Linked DNA regions of Homo sapiens: all the other regions are linked to region 1. Evidence: chromatin contacts called from ENCODE Hi-C or POLR2A ChIA-PET data. All regions are on one chromosome and are shown on one strand. Each heading gives the region's core, a stretch centred on a gene start or an enhancer-like site at or near the end of the contact. The rest is flanking DNA. Distances are from core to core; before and after follow the strand shown.

Region 1 (2,700 bases), core at 154-2,653:
AAAAGAGTGGAAATCCCTACATGTTTTATCTCCAAGGGTCTCTAACCTTCTGTAACACTGCTCTGTGAATGCAATGAGACCATGTAAGAAAAGCACTGAGTAAAACCAAGAGCCTCATGTTTTGTTGCTATGCTGATTTTAATCTTTGAAGGTAAAGGGCCCTTGTATCTGACCTGCAAAGCACTTGGGCTGCTGGCTTTGCAAGGCATTGGCAAGAATAATACCTAAGGTACAGCTTCAAGAAGGTGGCTTTGTTTTCTCCTCTGAGAATAAGGGACTGAAAAAGTGATGAGTAACTCGGAAAAAAATAAAAGAGAACAAGAGAGAACAAAGTAGCTTTTCTTGATAAAGCATTTCCTCTAACCTGAAAGCTAGACACGGAAGCCAGGGAGTGCAGGAATTGCCCTGGCTGTGGCTAGTCACCATGCCGCCACCCCCAAATTCTTCTCACCACCAGATCAGCCAGGGAACGGCTTGCTGAAACCTGCTGGCTCTTTCTTGTGACCTGGAAGGATGACAGAGAGGCTGACATCCTGGAAGACCTCATTGCCCTGGGTTCCTTAGGAATCACAGAAGGGAACTCATTCACTCATTCATTCATTCAAGAATAGTATAGACTCTGCACAGTAGAGAAAACATGTATATCATTTTTCCAGATTCAACAGCTAGTGAATTTCCTGTATGCCAAGTCTTTAGAACTCAGGGATGAATGAAATTTCACAGGCTATTCTGTCTCTGAAAATCAAGTAAGGCAACACTCACATCCCCTCTGGGAAGCCAACCTTAGCCTCGTAGTCTGGATAAAATTTCACTATTATGTGCTACCTCAGCAGTTATGTACTGTAGCATCAGTCACATCCACTTCAGTGTAAGTTCTGGGAGGACAGGACATGTGTCTCTAGTAGCAGAAGAGATTGGCATGACAACAACCTCCAGTAGGTGTTCTACTAATTAAGTTTAGAAGAATTTAACTGTGGAGCCCGAGGCACGGGGATCACTTGAGGTCAGGAGTTCAAGACCAGCCTGGCCAACATGGTGAAACCCCATCTCTACCAAAAATACAAAAATTAGCCAGGCGGGTGGCACACACCTATAGTCCCAGCTATGTGGGAGGCTGAGGCAGGAGAATTGCTTGAATCCAGAAGGTGGAAGTTGCAGTGAGCCGAGATCGCGCCACTGCACTCCAGCCTGGGTGACAGAGTGAGACTCTATCTCAAAAAAAAAAAAAAAAAAAGAATTAACTATATTTAACTTTGCTTACCACACCACACTATGTACCCAATTACTTGTCTGTCTTCCCTCTCTACTCTCCCTATGGGCTGTGAGCCCCTACGAGCCCCTAAAGGCTGGAACCTTACCTCTTCCTGTCTGGCATCACATGCACTGTCTCATTCTATTGTGCGGAGACGTGAGCCAGGTCTGAATTCAAATCTATGACCCTGCCACTTCCTGTGGGGTGCATATCCTGTTTCAGTTTCCTCATATCTCAAAATGAAAATGAAAACACAATTTCCACACCTACAGCTACGAAAAAGCTTAGAAAGAATGCCAGTGATCTGCCTAGGACAATCCATAGCAAAGCATGGGCACACAGTAATTGCTAGCTATTAATAGAAACTTCAATTTGTTTAAACTCCTAAAGCTCATTGAATTGCTGGAAAAAAACAGCCTCTAGAGAACTTCTGTATATGCTTTTTTTCAGATTCGCCATGTTTTAACATTTTGCCACATTTGCTTTTTTATCCTCTATTTTTTCCTATTCTCTCTTTCAAATATTGTTAAATATAGTAATGCACACATACATACATACACAAACATGTATGTGTGTGAATTATGCATTCTAAAATTATTGTTTTCTATACCATTTGAAAGTAGATTAGCTACATCCTGTTCTTTTATTTTTTAATATTTCAATGTGTATTCTCTAAGAATATTCTTTTAAATAATTTAACCACAATGGTATTTCATTTAGGAAATTTAATGTTATAATATTTTCATCTAATCTACATTTTAATATGCCATATTTGTCATTGTCCCAATAATAATAATGTGCAAGTGCTCTTCCCTTCAAAACAGGATCTGGTCCATTTAGCAATTGTGTCTGTTGAATTCCCTTTAATTCAGAACTTTCTTCAGTCTTTCCCACTTTCACGACACTGACATTTTTAATGAACACAGGCCCCTTGTAGCATATTCTTTAATGTGGGTTTGTCTGATGCTTTTTTATGATCAGATTCAGGTTATGCATCCCAGCGGGGATACTCATAAGTGATGGCATTCCCTCTCCATGCACACATCCAGAGGCATGTGACATCCATCTGTTCCTTATTGCTAATGTTAATTTTGATCACACTGTCAAAGTGACATCTCTTTATACTAATACTGTGTAGTTACTACTTTTCCCCTTTTTGACTAATATGCAATCGGTGGAGAGACCTTTTGAGACTATAGGAGTATTCCATTTCTCAAAATTCCTCTGACACTTGGTACCCATGGATGATTCTTGCCCAACCAACCCTTACTAGGATGGTTAGAGCACAGTGAGTTCACAAATCTACCACCTCCACTTTTGTCATAGGTTTTCTACCGTAAGAAGGAACTATCTCTAAAGAGGCAAGACAGTGTGTCTGAGGACATTTTTCCTGTTACTGCAAAGAAATAGGAACTTTGTATCCTGGTAAGAGGTTGCGCTGGAGACAG
Region 2 (2,743 bases), core at 4-2,503, 730 kb before region 1:
AGGCTGTTTTCTGTGTGCACTTTATTACATAGCAACACATCCTTTGTCTGTTTCAGTTTCCTTATGCTGCTTTATTACTTTTTTCATAGCACATCTCTCCACTAGACAAGTCTGTCTTTATTTTTTTGTTGTTTGTTATGTAAGGTCCATGAGAACATGCAGTTTGTCTTATTTTATCTTCATTGCCCAGAATAGTACATTGGGTAGTATTAACCATTACCTCAGAATGACTGAACCCCCCACCAAGCTCTCTAGTGTTGTTCACAGTTTCCCCTTGTCTAGAGTTCCTTGTTACTGTGTTTAAATTTGGCTCAGCTTTTTTCAGCTTACTGAAATCTATCATCTCTTTGAATCCTTCAGTGAACATCCTGGTCTATAGTGATCATCTGTCCCCCTACATTTCTGGAGGAATAAAAAAATTTACTTGTCTATTATCATCTGTGACTTTGTATGTGCGAAAGAGGTTGTTGGTTAACTAAATATGTCCTGGGGTCAGATTGCCTGGGATCAAATCTTGGCTTAGCCATTTATAAGTTGAGTGACCTTGTGCAAGTGACATAGCTCACCTGCCATTCCTTCACCTGTCAGAGAGAATAGGACTAGTGCCCATTGCATTCATTTGCTGCATGACTTAAATGAGTTACATTCATCAAAGCATCATCCCTGGCACATGTAAGTGCTCAGTCAACGTTTGCACTGATTTTTATCACCTACATACATTGTGTCCTCAGCTAGATCAAAAGCTCTGTTCTATGTGCCATAACATCTGGCAGAGTCTTCCACACAGCAGGTGCTCAATAACTCTATTGACTTTTGGTAAAATTATTTCCCAAAAGAAATGTCAGAAGAAATGCTTAGAAAAATTATGCCAAAGCAATTATGTTTGTAAAGCTGTTTTGAGACTTAGAAAGGGTAAAGGAGAGTTTCAAAAGAAATTCCCTTTACATACTCAGTTGGAAAACATTTTCTAAGCATGCACTAAGGGCTAGCCATTGTGCTCCATGCTCTAGAGATGCAGTGATGAAAATGGCATGGGTCTTTTCTATAAGAGTTTGTGGGGACAAATATGTGAGTGAATGGCTGTAATAGACTGTGAAGAGGGCTGAAAGGGAGGTGTGTGCAAAGCATGATAGTGTCACAGCGGTCATTTATGGATGGGGGATGTACTGGATAGTTGCTTTTTCAGCTTGACTTTGGTAGCCTACATTTCTATTTCTGTGTGCTGCATGAACGATTTTGAAAATGAGAATGGTGTTAAGATTGAAAATGAAATAGGGTCCCCAGGGAATAAGAGCAGAAGTGGTTTGGGGAGAATATACCAAAACTGTGTAAAACAAGAAGCACAGATTGAACCAAAATTGTTTATTTCTTTAGGTTTCGCTATAACCTAGAAAAAAAACATTCTGAAAACAGCACATTGACTAAGACTTAAGATTTGTTGCCTTATTGTTCTAGCATGTTGTTAAGTAATACAATTGTTTCTGTCTTCAATGTTCTCTAATTGCAAGAATAATATGAAAATGGCATAAAACTGTAGGGTAACTGTCAGGGCCATGAAGAACAAAGCATGTTCAGGCCTCCAGGACCATGGTTTATGCCACCTGTTCTCGTCTGTCTGCTCCGACCCATTATTCTGATTTCTGTCTTATCTGACAATGTCTTTCAATGACAAACACAAAATTAAGATAGGTTGAAAATGTAATTCTAAGCATCACTTTTAAGAGATAAAAGAAAAAATAAGCATCTTTTACTTGAGAATTTACCTGTTCACAAGTAAATTGAGTTTTCTGTTAATCTTTGTACATGTGTGGCCGGTGTGCCTACTGTTAAATTGATACAAGATCAAGATATAAAATCAATTACATTTCTATATACTAGCAATAAACAATATGAAAAGTAAACTAATAAAACAATTCCATTTACCATAGCATTAAAAAAGATTAAAATATGAAGAAATTAATTTAACAAAAGAAGTGCAGTACTTATACATGAAACTATAAAACATTACTGAAAGAAGTTAAAGAAGAATCTTTAATTTAGGGAAATTAAAGAAAAATCTTTAATAAAGGGAAAGCTATTTTATGTTCATGCATCAGAAGACTTAATATTGCTAAAGTGGCAATACTCCCAAAATTGATCTACAGATTCAATAAAATCTCTATCAAAATCTCAGGTAATTTCTTTTGAAGAAATTAAGCTGATTATAAAATCTATATGGAAAATCAAGAAGCTCAGATTGGAAGAAAAAATTCTAAGTACAAACAAAGTTGGATAACTCACATGTTTTGATTTAAAAACTTACTATAATTCTATGGTAATCAAGATAGTGTGGTACCGGCATAAGAATGGAAACAGAATAATGGAATAGAATCAAGGATGCAAAAATAAACCCTTACATTTATCACAAAATTAAAAAATTATTCTTCAAAGGACACCAGCAAGAATGTGAAGAGGCAAACCACAAAATGAAAAAAATGTATTTGTAAATTATTTATCTAGTAAGGAATTTGTATTACATAAAAAAATTTTAACCCAACAATGAAAAGGCAAGTAACCCAATCAAAAAAATGAGCAAAGGATCTGAATCGACATTTCTCCAAATAAATATTAAGTATTTCTCCAAGGAGGATATACAACTGGCCAATAAACACACAAAAATAATACTCAAACATCATTACTCATTAGGGAGATGTATATCAAAATCACAATGAGCTACCACTTCACACTTATTAGGATGGTTAAA
Region 3 (2,700 bases), core at 77-2,576, 890 kb before region 1:
AAATATACAATCACTCCTTGTACCCTATTTTTTACCTGCTTTTTCACAAAATCACATGCTATCAACATATCCATGGCAATGAATGTGCTTCAACATCATCATTTTAATGGCTTCCTAGTATTTTCTCGCATGAACGCCCTCTCCTGTTTTCAAATGATCCCATCGTCAAAAATCAGAAACAACTTGAAGGATCTGGGAATGTTATCAAGCCACCGTCACGCACAGTCTTTTTTGTAAATCCTCATGCATATCTTAATTAGATCAGGTCTGCTATTCTTTGGTAGACATTTGTAGTGGTTCATAAGTATGCCTAGGCTGATTCATAAGTATGCATAGGTCTGCTGGGCTGTTATTTCTTTCTCTCTCTCTCTTTTTTTTTCTTTTTTGAGACGGAGTCTTGCTCTGTCGTCCACAGCGCCCAGGCTGGAGTGCAGTGGGGTGATCTGGGCTCCCTGCAACCTCCATCTCCCGGGTTCAAGTGACTGTCCTGCCTCAGCCTCCCAAGTAGCTGGGACTACAGGTGCCCACCATCATGCCCAGATAATTTTAGTATTTTTAGTAGAGATAGTGTTTCACCATATTGGCCAGGCTTGTCTCAAACTCCTGACCTTGTGATCCGCCTGCTTTGGCCTCCCAAAGTGCTGGGACTACAGGTGTGAGTCACCGTGCCTGGTCTGGGCTGTTATTTTGAACAGACTGGGAATGTCATAATTTGCTGCTAAGTGTTTCTTTCCGGTAAGGTGTAGGTTCGAGTGTGTATGAGCAGGCCTGGGCGACTTTATATCAATGGACTTTTGTGGGGTTTCGATTTGTTTTCTTTTTCCTGCTGGTGTCTCTAGATTGCTGTCAAGGAAACGGAGTGCCCATCTGCCCATTTCTCTGTGCCTTAACCAAGGTGGGGAGCAAGATGGGAGGAAGAGGATACAGGTAGTTGGAGCTGGCTGCTGTATTTTACCTGTGTGCTTTATGATTCACCGGTCACCAAGCACATCAGACAAGCCACTTCATTCCCAGGTACCACCCCCTTAGAATATTCTCTTCCCTCCAGGATGCCAGTGCAGGATGGGAGGGGTGAGAGGTGCAGGTAGGTGGAGAGGTGCATTTGATACTAAAGACCCCAACACAATTTGGTATCATCTACCTTGAGAGAAGACAATCTTGTTTAGGCCTGACTGGGAAGTTGAATGAAAACTTTTTCTGTAGAGGGATTAAGGCTGGGTGCTCTCTCCCTGTGTGAACTCGTATTTCCCACTTTCACTTTTGCTTTTGCCCAGTTCTCCCAGCTGCTGGGTGGGACATGCTGAGTGCTGGTTTTGTACTCCCACATGCTCTATAGTGAAACTTTCAAATGCCTTTGCTGATTACATAACTCCTTATGACTCCATCGCTTCTTTGGTGTTTCCTCTGGACAATGTCTCCATTTTTCTGCCTCATTCCAGTCATTCTATCTAGACACCAGCTTTCTAGGGAAGTTCTGTGGGACTTTCCCTGAAATAATAACCCTCCCCAGTGAATACTACATGCTTTTTCTCAAACTTTAATGGGCTCCTGTTAAGTGCGTAGTACCAGAAAATAGGCTATGAAGAGAGATACAGGAGAGGCATCAAAGGTGGCTTTTGAACCATTCATTCTTTCCACTCATGTTTTGGGGGTAACCAATTATATGGAATTTAGTTGAGTGAATACTAGTGAGTCACCATAAGACTGGCACTGAGGTAGACTTATACCCATTGCACAGATGAAGGAACTCAGGCTCAGAAAGATCTGTGCTTCATGCAAAGCTGCACAGCTAAGTAGAGAGCCAGGATTCCCATCCAGCCACCCAGCCTCCAAAGCTTTGGACAGTCACAGATCAGGCTGTACCCTGGGGCAACTGGAAGGAATGGCATTACTAGCTAATGTCATTTCAAATAGGCCATAGTTTTATTGAAATAAAAACAAAAAAGAATGGAAATAACAGCCCAACAGACCCATGCTGACATTCCCACCACTTAGGTGACAGAGAGCCCCGACTCACCTGTGGCACTATTGATGCGAGGCCATGACCTAGGGCAGAAAAGAGAACCAAGTTAAATGTCCATTGCTCCACCTCCACCGACCCCCCGCCACATAGGAACAGGCAGTCATCAAACGTCATTGTACAAGTCAGCCTCTGAAGCTGCTTTATGTATGTACTATTGTAGACCTGAAGTCACATATTATTCTATTATATATAGAAATATTGTACATATTTCTATTTTCTGGAAAATAGCATGTAGAAGAAAATAAAAATTGACACCACAGGTTATATGTTGGTTATTCTCATGTAAATAGCTGTATACGTACCTGAAGATGTATGCATACATTTAAACACATATAGGTAGTGTTAAATCAAGCTTAGCCTAAAGCTGCCTCCTTACATATTTTAAGTTCTGCCTAAAGGTTTCTCTATACATCATGAACTATAAACAGATGGTAGCCTATAGTTGTGGCAATCACCGAGTTTTGGCCAATCAAATGTAGCCAACTGTTCGAACTGTGTTCAAATCAGGCAAACGCCGAGCTGTAACCAATCCAGCTGTTTCTGTACCTCACTTCCATTTTCTATATATCACTTTCCTTTTTCTGTCCATAAACCTTCTTTCACCACGTGGCTGCACCGGAGTCTCAGCCTCCTCTGGCTGGGAAGGCCACCTGATTCTCAAACCATTCATTGGCCAA

What was found. Hi-C counts contacts between places; a loop is a spot of excess contacts on that map. ChIA-PET counts read pairs that join two places held with the same protein, here RNA polymerase II (POLR2A). Pooled maps may share reads with other maps.
Region 2: a map with no recorded cell type shows a loop between it and region 1 (11-fold over the local background). The contact joins two enhancer-like sites. A Hi-C loop is called at or near these places in 19 of 37 single-sample maps with no recorded cell type and 11 of 50 pooled maps.
Region 3: a loop to region 1 is called in a pooled map, with 10 times the contacts of the local background. The contact joins two enhancer-like sites. A Hi-C loop is called at or near these places in 7 of 37 single-sample maps with no recorded cell type and 10 of 50 pooled maps. POLR2A ChIA-PET finds 5 or more read pairs at or near these places in 1 of 52 experiments (activated naive CD4-positive, alpha-beta T cell).

Annotation. Positions count from the first base shown.
Region 1 is chr4:11,470,413-11,473,112 of GRCh38, forward strand. No RefSeq gene overlaps it. Among named protein-coding and RNA genes, the nearest start is that of HS3ST1, 43 kb to the left of the region's middle. Within about 2 kb of position 1,404, at least 12 of the 41 ENCODE cell types and tissues checked have a DNase peak (open chromatin) inside an H3K27ac peak, as active enhancers do.
Region 2 is chr4:10,742,303-10,745,045 of GRCh38, forward strand. All of the region lies in intron 2 of LINC02498 (long intergenic non-protein coding RNA 2498), which reads left to right. Among named protein-coding and RNA genes, the nearest start is that of LINC02498, 6.1 kb to the left of the region's middle. Within about 2 kb of position 1,254, at least 2 of the 41 ENCODE cell types and tissues checked have a DNase peak (open chromatin) inside an H3K27ac peak, as active enhancers do.
Region 3 is chr4:10,582,910-10,585,609 of GRCh38, forward strand. It overlaps CLNK (cytokine dependent hematopoietic cell linker), which reads right to left. Exons shown (of 19, transcript NM_052964.4): 4 at 2,018-2,046. Among named protein-coding and RNA genes, the nearest start is that of CLNK, 100 kb to the right of the region's middle. Within about 2 kb of position 1,327, at least 4 of the 41 ENCODE cell types and tissues checked have a DNase peak (open chromatin) inside an H3K27ac peak, as active enhancers do.